Linked DNA regions of Homo sapiens: region 1 is linked to region 2. Evidence: chromatin loops called from intact Hi-C (ENCODE). Cell type or tissue: heart right ventricle. All regions are shown on one strand. Links, peaks and the distances in the headings refer to the core of each region. The heading gives the core; the rest is flanking DNA. Region 1 overlaps LINC01929 (long intergenic non-protein coding RNA 1929). Region 2 overlaps TCF4 (transcription factor 4).

Evidence for each region. Hi-C counts contacts between places; a loop is a spot of excess contacts. Peaks named below come from ENCODE experiments on the same cell type or tissue, not always from the same donor. Only the 100,000 strongest peaks of a DNase experiment are listed, where the experiment ranks them.
Region 1: it touches region 2 in a loop (3-fold over the local background); 15 of 110 quality-filtered maps call a loop at or near these places.

Annotation. Positions count from the first base shown.
Region 1 is chr18:55,113,390-55,120,701 of GRCh38, reverse strand. It overlaps LINC01929 (long intergenic non-protein coding RNA 1929), which reads left to right. Exons shown (of 3, transcript NR_110743.1): 2 at 3,619-3,748. Among named protein-coding and RNA genes, the nearest start is that of LINC01929, 7.3 kb to the left of the region's middle. In heart right ventricle, for the core only: no CTCF peak of the experiment used is centred there; no DNase peak of the experiment used is centred there; H3K27ac peaks cover 2,374 bases.
Region 2 is chr18:55,216,587-55,223,898 of GRCh38, reverse strand. It overlaps TCF4 (transcription factor 4), which reads left to right. Exons shown (of 20, transcript NM_001083962.2): 20 at 1-1,714. Among named protein-coding and RNA genes, the nearest start is that of LINC01929, 96 kb to the right of the region's middle. In heart right ventricle, for the core only: no CTCF peak of the experiment used is centred there; no DNase peak of the experiment used is centred there; H3K27ac peaks cover 1,146 bases.

The sequences.
Region 1 (7,312 bases), core at 1,765-4,264, 100 kb after region 2:
CCAGCATTAGATTTCTATAAACCTAATAGAATTGATAATATGAATGGGACTTTTATAGAATTAAAATGTAAAGGAGACTCCTGGAAAGTGGTATAAAACTTTGGAGAATAAAGTCTTCCTCTGTTCTTTGCACAGGACTAAAGTAACTCTCCATATTGTTCCTTTATATTATGACCCATGGTGGCAATGACAGACCTAGAACAATACTGTTTTAAAATTGTGTCTCTCATAATAAGCAAAACCAGCCAAGAGTTCCAGGGTAGAGCAAATTAATGACTATAAGGAGGAATCATCCAGTGTTTGGGGTACTCTACTTTTATAAAGGATAGGCGAATCTCTTGCCAGTTACCGCCGTGTTATTTTAGGGAGGAAATTGACATTTCATGATGTTCCATGACTTACTTAAGTAAGAGAACAGAGAACCAACAATGAGTTTTCTATGCTTCAAGTTTGATTAACTAGGATTGTGCAAGGCTGCATTATGAGCTTTGTGGTCCTCAGCATTTTTACCTTCCAGGCCACTTCCTCCATAAAGAAAATTCAAAAATATATTTTAAAACTGCATTGGTATAAAGACAAATATATTAGTGAATTTATTTGTAAATATGCATTAATATTGTATTCAAGTTTTCCTCCTGATTTTAAAATAATGTAAAATTAAAGCAATTATCTGGACTCCTAAAAGTGTTGCAGGCCCTAGTCATTGTGCTTTCTATGCCTAGTGGGTAAATCCACTCCCAGATCATGCTTGCCTGTCAATATTGTAAAAAAAAAAAAAAAATCCTCATTAAAAGACTGGCTTATTAGCATAAGGTCTGCGGGTAAGAGAAGGAGAATTATGTGAAATAGAACCCCAACCAAACCCAAAGATACGTGCATAAGCCCACGTCCAGCCTATATCAGCTAAGCAGATACATAAAAAATAAATAATTTTTGTGGTTTTACGACATGGAGTTTTGTGGTGGTTTGTTATGCAGCAATGACTAACTGACATATAAAGTCTTGGCAGCTATTATATGGAGTTAGATTTTTTTTTTTTTTAGAGTGCAATGCAAAACCATTGGAAGGTTTTAAGCAGGGGAGTACACAATCTGATTTCCTTTGGACAAAGTTCACTGTGGCTGTGGGAAAGAGATTAGAGTGGACGACAGGAAACCAGTAGGAGGCTATCGCAGTCATCCAGCTGAGGAAAGATGACTTGACACGGTAGGCCTGGGGGCAGGGGTGGAAGTGGAGATGGAGAGAAAAGGATGGGAGTCCAAACTATATTTAAATTTTCTGCTAGGCCCTGTGAAGGATGTGAAAAGCTACAAGGAATTACAAGACCATGTTATGCCTTAATTGGAAAGGATGAGAGATAGATTGTTTCTGGAGACAGGAATAGAGAGTTGGTGAATTTTCTGATCACATACAGATAGTCCTGCTGAATGTTCCTAAACTCACTGAGGGCCAGATTCAACTTTTGAAATCTGTTTGTGGGAATCAAAGTTGATGGCAGAAGCAGATGGCTGTGAAGAATGCTATGGTGTAACATTTTGTGGGTTATATTTTAACAGGATGGTAACTGAGCTTTTTGAGCCTGTCTGGTCTATGCCCTCCTCAAAATTCTCCATCCATCTCCCTGTCTTCTCTCCCTTTCTATAATTTGCAACAATTTGATTTTCCCCCAAGGAAGTCTGCTTTCAGAAAAAGTTGCTTGTTTATCTTTGGTTTAGCCAAAGAAACAGAAACGTTTCAACATAACCACACCCTGATTTCACTTTGCCATATCATACAATTATAAGATGCCATTTCATTATAAAATTCAAAGAAACATTTCACACATGAATTCTTAATTCATTTCCTAGAGGCATGCAGGATTTGGTGTGGCTATCAACAGCTTCCTTGTTCTGAGGAGTGAACTGAGGTACCATGTGCTAAAGCATCTCCCTGAAAACATCTGAGGCAGGATTGAAATGAGCTTTCAGATCCCTTAATTCTTAGTTTAGTAGGGCCTCTCCCTAGATCATGCCAGTATAGCAGGAATATATTACGCACATTTTAAATCTACAGGCTTTTCAATAACTTAGAAATATATTGATCTTTCCTAAGAGATTTTCCCCATTTTTCTTGCCCATTAACATTGATATAAAAATATTAAAAATAAAGCCTAATAACAATGCATCTCATTAGCACCAGGATCACTTGAATAAAATAATTTTTTTTGCAGAAAGGTTTCACTTTATTGGACGTTGTTCATCCATTGGTTGAAAGAAATTATACTTTGTCAAGAATAGTATAGAAGAGGAAAATCTGCCTAAAGTTTCTGAAGAAAACCAGTGACAATCTCTTAACAATCAACGTAATGCAATGTTGTTATTCCTAGTTTTATTATATTTACATTTTTTATACTATGTTTTATACTTAGGCTTTACATTCAGAATTATTTATATTTCATTCTCATGTTAATGTTAGTTTGAGATTCTTTGAGTGATATTTACATTTGTCTGTTGATACAAATGGGAATAGATATATTTATTTTGGGGGTAGAACCTAAAAAATTGTCCAAGTCACTTCTTCTTTTTTTCTTCCTCACAAACTGTTTTAGTCTTTGAAACTTTCATGTGTTTTGGCATCATTCAAGTCTCCACTGTGCTTCATTCCTTATTAAGAAACTCAGGCCTTAATTAACTTGCTGTCCCTTCATTTGAAACTTACTCCGTTTGATAACTCTTTGTTGCTTCTAGAACGGTTGGTGCAGGCTTGTGTGGGCTTCCATAACACAAAAGCCAGATGGATTTTTTAAAGCAGATAAATTTAGTCTTGAATAGAGAACTGTGAAAAAAAGAGAAAAGAATCATTAAAAAAAAAAAACCCACAAAACAAAACAAAACAAAAAATCTTGGTACTGATAAAACCAGTGAGAAATCACAGATTCTCAAATTAGGGGAAAAGCAAACCTTTTTCTTGTCCTTCCCCTCCTCCTTCTTCTACTTTTTAATTTGTTTTGGGCTCAAGAATTGAAAAGTTCTGTTCCCAATTAAAAACAGATCACATTTGGGTCTGAGGGGGAGTGAGCCGCCTCATGATATGAGTATGAGACAGAAGGCTGTAGATAGATTGAGTCCCTTTGATAACCAACACCACTCTCTCCGTGTGCTAATTTGCAGAATGGGGAAAATATTGGCATGTTGCCTTCAGAATCCTTTGGAAGAAAAGCAGTAGAAATATGAAAGCATTAAAGTTCTGTCCAAAGTGTTTACCTTACGTAACAAATTTATTAGGGAGTCTCAACTTGTTATGGGTATAAAAATGAAACAGTTTTACACTTATACAATGACAACCCCTTCAACGAGGATATGTTGACCCACCTTTCCTGCTGGAAAGTAACTCCCTTAACAGCAATTTGGCCTGCTCCTCTAACTTTCCTGTCACTTTTGGTTATTAGAACAGTTCACTTTGTTATTTAAGATTCAGTCTTTTGTATTTTGATACTTCAGTCTCAAATCAGATTCAGAGCTTGTGTTCTCCCCCACAAATGTTGACTCCCCCAGTCTGTGACTCCAGTGGCTTGAAGGTTGGTGGTTTGTTCTTCGTGTACTTACATATTTCCTTCTCTCTTTGAATTCCTTTCTTTAGACTTCAGAAGCCTCCTGAATCCTATTCTGGCCCATCGTGGCATGGTCAGCAGATGAGAAACAGATGGACTGGTGTGTGGTGGGAGGAAGCTGTCCTGGTCGAGCTCTGCTTCAGGCCAGTCCTTTCTGAGGTTGGTGCTCTCAGTTCATTGGCAGCCTCCATAGAAGTGGTGTGTTTGAGGGACAGCATTCAGCTTCATCTTGGCCCCCTCCATCACTGGGAACTTCCACCTCCACCAGAGAGGGCAGTTGTATATTGGCCTTGAGCAGTGATAAACATCTCCAACTCCTTGTCTGTGCTGGGTCTCCTGTTGCTTGGTCCAGTGGTCATCCTGAATGGTTCTATGGCTCTTATCATCAGCTTCCATGTTGCTTCCCATGGAGCTATGGGAGCCACTGGAGTCCTCTTTTGTATTTCCCAGGTCCACAGAGCCTTGAAATGGGATGGGGCTGCCCATATCTCATTTCCAGGTATATTGCATGACAAGCCATTGCTGTCTTGGGCTACTGACCTAGAGCAACTACCTTCAGGAATCTCTGGTCTCTAAGCGAACACTATTTACTATACTCAAATATGCACCTTCCCAAAACTCCAGGTGACATATATCTAGTACACACCCTTCTCTCCTCTCACCTCAGCAGGCATCAGGAAATAAAAAGGATAGTGTGCATTACCCCTCATTTCCTAGTATCCTCTCTCAATGCCCCACTCCTCTCATCAGAGAAGACCTCAAAATCTGCAGTTTAGCATGTATCCAGCCAGCCTACGTCTCTTAGAGTCACCTTCAGCATCTATTCAGGATTCCCTTGGAGATTGCCTTACTTGGTTTTGAGGAGAGAGAGGCACCACCACTAGCCACAACTACAAAGACATGACAGAAAAAACTTTCTTCACTAGCATGCACTTCACCAAATACCTACTGAAGTAAAATATCAGGTTGTCCTCCTTCCAACTTCAAGATTTTTTTTGAATGTGGCTGCCTCTGCAAAAACAGAGCCTGCTATTAGCAAGCAACTTTATGTTACCACTCTCCCATCCCCAACTCAAGTCTTTTCTTAATTTCATTGGGGATAGTTCAGAGATGGAGCCTCTAGTAAACCTTATGGAGACATGTTTATCACCAACAACTCAAGCTCACCTTTGGACTTTGACCATGGTTCTGAGACAATAGGAAACATCTCCCTCTCCATCCTACTTTGTAATTTATTGTCTTCATTTGAACTCACCAAACTCTTTCTGGTGTTTTTTCCCCTATCCTGTGCTGATTCAGACAAGGTTGTGAGTAAGCTAGCAGTTTCCCAAGCTTATGGGCTAGGCCCCTAGCCTGGCCAGTCATCCAGAAAATGTGTCCCACAGGCCACGAGCAGGATAGTATGGTGGGGGGAAAAGTTATAACATGGGTCTGAACCTTGGTCATTGGTCCATGGCTGGCTACCTGTGACCATTATCTTTTTGGCGCTCTAGAAGTGTGTTCCTGATTTCTGGAACAAAGGTTGGACTAGTAAATTTTAGTAGTAAAACCCATATTTTTTTCCAAATTGGCTGTTAAAACCTAGACCTTCTTTCTTCCCAGGCAGAGACCTCATGGCATGAAATATGGCGGCTCTGTGGTAGAAAATTTGAGACCTACTGAAGTAAAATATCAGGTTGTTCTCCTTTCAACTTTAGGATTTTTTTTTGAGCGTGTCTGGCTCTGCAAAAACAGAGCCTGCTACTAGCAAGCAACTTTATGTTTATATTTATCTGACTTTCCAAATGTCCGTTGTATACTGAGCTCACGATTAGTAAGGCCGTTTCCTTGTGTATTTTCCAAGTGTTGTGGATGTTTTTAAAAGTCAAAAATTGGTGATGCTTATGTCTACTCCATATCTTGCAAAGTCAATGCTTTGAAAACTGCTGCTCTCATAGCACTAGAATAGCATTTCCCAGGAAATTGGACACTAGTCTCTTGGGATGCTCTCTGAAATGAAGAGCTTTATGGTCCAAAAAATTGTAAAACATGCAGCATTCCATATCCTCCTCTTGGAGCTTTAGTAAGAGCTCAGAGAAATTCTGCAGCAAACAACTTGTTTAACTTTGTATGACCTGGTATTTCCCAACATTTGGAACCTATCTATTGTTTTCCCGTGTAACATTTAATGCCATTTGGTAGAAACAGTGCTCCTTCAAATACAGTTTGCAATTCACTGTCTTAGAGCAGGGGCTAACACATTTTTTTTCTGCAAAGGGTCAGATGATAAAAAATTTAGGCTTTGTGGCTTTCACTGACTCTGTTGCAGCTTCTCAACTTTGTCCTTGCTGTACAAAGGCAGCGACAGGCATATCTAAAAATGGGTGTGGCCATGTCCCAATAAAACCTTATTTACAAAAACAGGCAGTGGTGTAGATTTGGCCTATGAGCTATGGTTTGCTGATCCCAGTTTGTCCATTAAACAAGTGAGATTTATCCTGACTAGGGAAGGTACAATCTCAAATAGTGAAGCAAAAGCTTAGTTCTTTCCTGAGTAATTACTAGAACTTTGCTGAACTTTGGAGACTAAGCCACTGAGGATACCAGTTTTTCCCTGATCATCTTGAGAATTACAGCAGGCTAAGTGACTTGTCCCACACTGTTTAGTTTATCAGACATCTATCTAGCTGTGAAATCTTGGCCCAGCTCTGGATCTATTGCTAATCATCAGCCAGACTCACTGTGATCAAAGACGGACAATAGAACATGGAGCAAGTGGACCAACCACTTAGTATCAACTCAATTATTCTGTCTGAAATGAACCATCTATGTTTTTCAAGCTTACAAAAGGAAAATGTTATAAACATCATTAGAGGCATTCAGATGATCCTGCCTGTTTTCTGAATGGTTAACCATAATTAAATACTGTATTAGTTATCTAATTGCATACCAAATTACCTGAAAATTTGGTGGCTTAAAACATCTAATGTTTTCAATCTCACAGCTAGAGTGGGTCAGGAATCTCGGTGGCGTAGTTCAGTTCTCTGGCTCAGGGTCTACCATGAAGTGTTGGCCAGGGCCGTGAGGACTCAACTGGGGTGAATCTACTTCCCAGCTCATTCCCACAGCTGACCTCGGGGCCCTTGGACTGGCAGTTCCTTGCCTCATGGGTCTCTTCCCAGGGCTGTTCACAACATATGAGTTGTTGTTCCCTAGAGGAACTTCCCCTAGAGGGAAGGCTCAGAGAAAGGAGGCGGGGAAGGCAGGCAAGACAGAAACCAAAGTTTCTTTGGAACCTTATCTGGAAAGTGCCATACTATCACATTTGCTATTTTCCACTTGTTAAAAACATGTCACTGGTTCCAGCCCACACTCGAGGAATGTGACTCTACAGAGGTGTGTATATTAGGAGTCTGGGGTCCTTGAGGGTCATCACAGAGGCTGCCTACCACATATACTAATTTCATTAAGGTCTTTTTAATTATTTCTTTGTGCAATGAGGGTTCAAACTCCCTGGCCTTGAGTAGCAAAGGAAGATGTCACAGCCACAGTAAAAGCATTAGGACGTGTCTTTATGAGTACTCAAGAGGAAAGAAAAAGAGAAGAAATAAAGTATGCATGTTGCAAGGTGGAAGGGATGGGGAAGAGAAAAAGAGAGACAAACGAAGAATTATGGAGGCATTTTTCTAGAATTATATGTCTTCCTTTGGAAGAAAGGAAGCAGACTGAAAGCTTCCTGAAAGA
Region 2 (7,312 bases), core at 418-2,917:
TATTTAAAAGATGTTATTTTACCATGTGTTACCAAGATGAAACTGTATGGGTAGCTTTTTTGTTTGTTTTTTGTTTTGTTTTTGTTTTTGTTTTTGTTTTTAGTTGTAGGTCGCAGCGGGGAAATTTTTTGCGACTGTACACATAGCTGCAGCATTAAAAACTTAAAAAAATTGTTAAAAAAAAAAAAAGGGAAAACATTTCAAAAAAAAAAAAAAAGATAAACAGTTACACCTTGTTTTCAATGTGTGGCTGAGTGCCTCGATTTTTTCATGTTTTTGGTGTATTTCTGATTTGTAGAAGTGTCCAAACAGGTTGTGTGCTGGAGTTCCTTCAAGACAAAAACAAACCCAGCTTGGTCAAGGCCATTACCTGTTTCCCATCTGTAGTTATTCGATGAAGTCATGTACATGACCGTTCTGTAGCAATAAATGTGCCATTTTTATAAACTGTTTCTGACACTTGTTTCATTTCATTTTGCATTGTCCATATAGCTATGATTCTCTTCTGTAAGTAAAACGCATCTATATTTCATTTTCCAAGTGTTGGAGGTATTGACAGCTTAACAAACAAAACATACAAAAAAAATCACAAAAACAAATTGAAAAGCAAAGCACATGATTGATCAAGGAAGAGATGCCCTTAATGAAAATGGAACGGGATGCATGCAAAACAAAAAGAAAACTGTCTAGAGGATTAACTAATTGAAGGAATATAATTAATGTGTGTGTAACACTGAAGCTATGCATTTGAAGAGCTCTGAACTGCACCAGTGTTTTCGGTTGTGCTGCAGGTTGCTAAGTCAAGTCAGCCTTAACCTTTTGCACCAGTTGGTCGGCTGTTTGGCAGAACATTCTCAGATCTTTTCAGTCAAAAATCTAAGATGATTTATTTTGTATCACTTTGTTAAAAGCTGAATATTGTTAACTACAGTTAATATTAACACTGTATTTATACTTTCTCAAACTACATCCGCCCCACCACTTCTGGTTGCCTCTGTTGACTATTAATCCAGATGTAAACAACCAGATGTTTTTTTCTAACTTGTACAAACTGACGTGTGTCAACTATCATGGAAGGAAAAAAATGTACAGATTAAAATTATTCAGTGTTATGTACTGTAAGTTAATATTTTTGTAGAATGGACATCAATCTACTTTGCAAAATTTGGAGGCTATTTCAACATTGCACTGTAGAAATGTAAAGTAATGTATGCAATGTAAAGGAAAGCCCGCGGTAGCTGAGCGCTTCATAACAGAATGTTCTAATCAAGTACGTGGTATTTGGGGATGTCTCCAATATTGCTCTTGTATTCTTTCTAATTGGGTTTAGTGACTAGTTGAAGGAAAATGTTATAACGCCATTTGGTTCACATGTGAAGTGCCCTCCATAGCCAAATGTTGGGATTTTTTTTTTTTTCGTTTTTGGTTGGACTGTTTGCAGATATTTAAATTTTATGAAATTTCCAAAGATTTTGGTTGATAACCCCCTTTTACCTTCTAAATGATTTGAGATGTTCTTATGTTCTTACTGTGTGTTTTAAATATATATAAAAGAGCCACAAGCATTTAGTCTTTTAGTATTATATTTGATCATATAACTACTACTGAAAAGGGGTGGGGGGGAATGTGCCTGTGCACCCCTACAGTATCTTGTGTAGTGTCTATTAACATTGTTCTCTTTTAGAGGACCACATTAAAAGGTACATTAATCTTACATTTTGGTTCATTTTCAAAGGGAAGTTAAATTGCTGGAGAACCTAAAGTATTATCCAGAAGTTAAGATCACAGTAATTTTAGAAATGAAGAAGGGAGGAGTATCCAAAGGGGCTGAAATAGGGAATCATTTTTAGCCTCATAATTCGGTCCATTCATCTGAAACCAAGTGAAATTTATACTCTGGGCTTCATCTGTAGAGCACCTTTCTCTTGAGGAACAGCCCAAGAAATTTCATGTGTAAGCCCCTTTAAGGGAGACATTGAAATCAACAGAAGGAACTAGTGTGCTGCATATATTCAAATCACACCAGGATCGCACATTTAAATTGCACTTGGGACGCTTCATGCTCTGCCAGCCAGAAGATCTCTTGTTCCATAAGGCATTCTCATTCAAATGGTTTACAAGTCCACATTCTCACTGGTCACAGCCTGTGTTATAAAGAAACATGGCCAGTCTTTAAAGGACTAGAAGGGCAAGAAGAGCCAGAGTCACTTTGGTATTCTTGAGAGATCATTTAAATCGATAAGGTTTGATGAACAAAAGTGCCTCAAGTGAAAATCCACATGTTTTCAGGAAAGGAAGACAGTGTCACAGCTATGAGAAAGCAATAGTTAAAAGCCAATGTGCATTGAGGTGCAGCCCTCAGAGTTGCTGGGTGTTGTGGGGTCAAAAAGTGAAATCAACCAGGCAGCCAGTATCTGGGTATTTGTTTGGAGTGTTAGATATTAAGATTACTGAATCTGTACCTAAATATAACAATTATAGTTTAGGCTTTTTGCTATGGAGTGGTGTGTATGCACAAGTGTTTCTTGCCATTTTTGAGTTTTGGACACTTGGAAGATGAATGAAACCACTCCATAGAGGGGGGGAAAAGGATATATGTATGAAACGTCACATTCAACTTTTTTATTTTTTTTAAGAGACAGGTTCTCCATCTGTCAACCAGGCTGAAGTGCAGTGGCTACAATCTTACCAATGCAGCTTCAGCCTCCTGGGCTCAATGATCCTCCTGTCTCAGCCTCCTGAGTAGCTGGGACTACAAGCATGTGCCACCATGCCCAGCGAATTTTTTTAAATTTTTCCTATAGACAGGGTCTTGCTCTTCTGCCTGAGCTAGTCTTGAACTCCTGAACTCCAGTGACCCTCCCAACTTGGCCTCCCAAAGTGCTGGGATTATAGGTATGAGCCACGGTGCCTGGCCTTGACAAATCTCTCTAGCATCTAGGCATGGATACTTGTTCATGGGTCAAGTTAAGAAAATCTGGTGTAAGATACCAAAATCTTCAATACTTGGGAAAGGAAAAAAACAATCCTATTTACCTTGATTGAAATGGTTGAGCCTAACCAGAACTGGGCTGGTGTCTGGCTTTTAAAGAAAGACCCTTTGTGTAACAGAAAATAATACTGTTCCTATTAACATCTGTTACACTATATTTAGAAGTCAAATGGCTTTAGCATTGGCATGAACATTCTTCTAAGAGGAAGCTGAAACTTGCCAAGTGCAAAGTGAAAATGCTCATGCAGAATCAGACTTGCTGTTTTGAGGTTTTTGACCATAACCAGCCCACGAGTGAGGAACTCTTTTGTTCTTGAGCAAAAAATGACAAAATTTTGGAGAATAGGAAAACTTGATTTTTGTAAGGAATTATTTTATTTTATATATCTTTATTTGTGAGTCTCAGTGAGACCATTTCAAAGATGGGCAAATGCAGGCAAAGTGATGTGCTCAAGTTCTTGGGGCTAAAACAAGTAGCCAGTATCCTGATTTTGAGCCCAGGGTCACTGCACTGACCCACCTTTTGAGCAGCCACTTGGCTTCCCACCTTTAATATTAGGCCTCCCCCACCAGCTGCCCACAGTCTTGTTTTTTGTTTGTTTTGCTTTTATTTTTTTTCTACTGCCTTTTCATGAATCTTTTACAGGAGAGTTTTTAAACTTCCCTGCAGTTCTCTTTTTCAACCTATTCTACAAATTGTTGGGATATAACTAGATGTGAGAATATTCACGCAGCAAGAGTCTGCTAGCCAAACTGAAAATTTTCACTCTGGCCCACCCACTTTTTTAAAAATAACCTTTGTCTTTTGGAATAATTTTAGATTTATAGAATAGTTGCAAAAATAATACATAACATTTCCATGTACCCTTCACCCAGTTTCCCCTAAAGGTAAAACATTGCATAACCATGGTACATTTGTCAAAACTAAGACATTAGCAGTGGTATTTTATTCGAATTTCACCAGTTTATCCACTAATATCCTTTTTTTCTGTTCTGAAATCCAGTTCAGGAGCCCACACTGCCATGAGTCTGGCCCACTTAGATTTTAAGTGCTAAATGGGCAGCACAATTCGAGTCTGCACAGTATCCCGTGATCTCAGTATCCCGTGATCTCAGGGTCTTATCAAATCACATCCACACACCACCCAAAGGAACTATAGTAGAAAATCAATTGACTTTCCTTTTACAGATCCTCCCATTTATTACCATCTCTCAAAAATCCATCGCTCTTTGATAAAAGGTATTGCAGCAGTAAGGAGAAGACAGGAATGGAAAAGGACCAAGAGGAGACCCAACAGCACCCATAACCTGAAAAATTTAAATAATCACATCATCCATTTATCAATTGACTTATTATCGAGTGCTGATCAAGTCAAAAGCACTGGGGGAGTTAAAAGGCAACAATCCCTACCTGTAAGTCCGGTTGGAAGGCAATAGATGCATCTATATGACCAACACAATAATTACCTGAAGGTAGGAACAAACCATGCTGGGGAGTGGTGGAGAGAGACACTGCAGCTGCTTCCGGAAAAGATGGGATATTTGTAAAAGTGACCAGGTGTGAGGAGTATTTCGGCAGGCAGAGAAGATAATGGACCTAAAACAATGGCAAGCCTTTCTGCACTGTAAAGAAGTAGACTTGTAGGAAGACAATTATGGTAGCTTAAATGATGATTATGCATTTTTTCTCATTTGCATCACTTTCCCATCACCCAAGCAACAATACCTGGAAACCCTTGGCTGATCTTTGGGGTTTACAGAGTTATTCAAAGCTCACGTGTACAGGATGGAAATATCTGCATCCTAGCTGAGCACAGTTGCTCACACCTGTAATCCCAGCACTTTCAGAAGCCAAGGTGGGAGATCACTTGAGGCCCAGGAGTTCAAGACCAGCCTGGGCAACAAAGTGAGACCCCTGTCTCTAAAAAAAAAAAAAAAAAAAAAAAAAAAAAATAGCCAGGTGTGTTGGCCTGTGTTTGTGGTCCCAGCTACTCAAGAGGTTAAGACAGGAAGATAGCTTGAGCCCAGGAGGTTGAGGCAGCAATGAGCCATGATCACGCCACTGCACTCTAGGCTGGGCGACAGAGTGAGACCCTGTTTCAAAAATTTTAAAAAGGAAAGAAAAGAAATATCCACATGGTATTATTGATTATTCTGAGGATGTATAGGAAAATCTAGGCCAAACCATACATTTTAAAGGGAAGGCAAGTGAGGCCTTGAGAACTTAGCTGGATCTGCACAGTTCCCTCAAGCTCATGCCCAAGCCCTAAAAGGAACTCTGGTTGCCTGCCTCCCTATCCGAGAACCCTTTGCAACATACCATTATGTCAATAAAATGATACTTTAGCCCTCCAGAGGTCTACAACCCAAGGGTATGTGTGAGCAACTAAAACAGCAAATGGAAGTGACGGGGGCTATAGAGGAACAATGAAGAACTGGGCAGGGAGTAATTGATACTAGGAAGATTGCTGGGGTATCCTACAGAGCATGATAGCCAGGATGAGGGAGAGGTTTCAATATGGAAATTTCCATGAAGGAGGGGAGAAGCTGGCTGGTATGAATAAGAGGTGGGAGGCCAAGCGCGGTGGCTCACGCCTGTAATCCCAGCACTTTGGGAGGGCGAGGTAGGCAGATCACCTGAGGTCAGGAGTTTGAGACCAGCCTGGTTAACATGGCGAAACCCCATCTCTACAAAAAATGCAAACATTATTCAAGCGTGGTGGCTGTGCCCCTAATCCCAGCTACTCAGGAGGCTGAAGCAGGAGAATCTCTTGAACCCAGGAGGCAGAGGTTGTGGTGAGCGGAGATCGTGCCACTGCACTCCAGCCTGGGTGACAGAGTGAGACTCCATCTCAAAAAGAAAGACAAAAGAAAGAGGTCGTGAAATGTGGAGAGCACTTACAAGAGACAGGGATAGGCCTTTGAGTTAGGCAGGTGTGAAGAGTGGATCTACAGAGTGTGGTAAGGAAAGGATGCCTGGACAAAAACATCCGGTGGGAGGAGGCAATGCCATTTCCTTAATTTTTACCAACCTTTGTTCCAAAAGACATTTAAAATCACACTGATAATTATTAACAGCAGTAAAGCAATAGACGCTTTCCTGTATTTTTCATGTCACAGGTATAAGCTTATACTCACACAGGGCTTTGACCATCTAATACCATACAAGATATATGCTTTTGAACAAGCTACTCCACAGACCCATTTCCTTCAGCTGTGAAATGTGGATAATAGCACCTACATCTTGGAGTAAATATTATAAGACCTGCCTTGTGCTCCATCCATGTTGACACAGAGAACGTGTCAGTGCATCACATAGAGATTGTATGATGTGTGAATATTTACACATGCATGCCCTAATCACGGGACTGCAGCAATGACCTCTATTTGCAATGTCTTCCCTGGCCCCCACCCCCACTCCCAATTCTGTCCTCAAAGGTGGGAAGTCATCTGGATCAAGTTGTGCATCTTCCCAGATTCTACTATGATTTCCCATTTTCTCCTACATTTAATGAAACTCCCACCTACCTAGTGTTAGAAAAATCTGAAAACAGAAGGAGCTCACTTATAAGGAACATGTTCAAGCAATCTCAACCTCATGAAAGCTCTGTTTCCACAATGATGGCACTTCCACAGACATTATTCCATCAAGCCTCGCTGCAAATCTAAGCAATCAGTATTATCCTCCACACCTTAGAGAGAGACCATGCCAGCCTCTGAGGGCTGTGGTCAGTGCAGGTGACCAGGGCAAAGTAACTCAGAGGCAAATTCAGGTCTGTTGATGTTAAAGCCAGTAGACATTTCATGATCCCAAAGTTGCTGGTGTTGTCTGGAGTTTAGAGGGTGGATTCACTGGCTTGGATTAAAATATGTCTAATGCCCTTTCTCATCCAGAATATGGCTCCCCTTGTGTGACTGCAGGCCTTCCACCTCCCTCTCTGATGATGTTCTTCCTCTGCAATGCAGCTTCTGCAGGCTTCTTTCCAATCAGATTATCAAGCACCCCATTAGCCTGTCTCTCCCAGAACCTTCACACATACCAGGGTTTTCCTCTTTCTCTTTAATTCAAACACATCTTTTCCATCATCTGGATTCTGCCTATGATCGTCCCATCAACTCAGAGAAACAAAAACAAGAAACCAGTGCAATAACGTCCTGGGACCTTAGATCATGGATCAAAACCACTGTAGTGGGCACCGGGAAGAAGGCAAACTTGTTACTAAAAGAAACTTAAATCTCTTGCAGCTATAAAACATGCAAACAGCTTAATGAAAAGAGGAACCACTGGAATCTCTGAATGCTTATTTTTGATCGTAACAT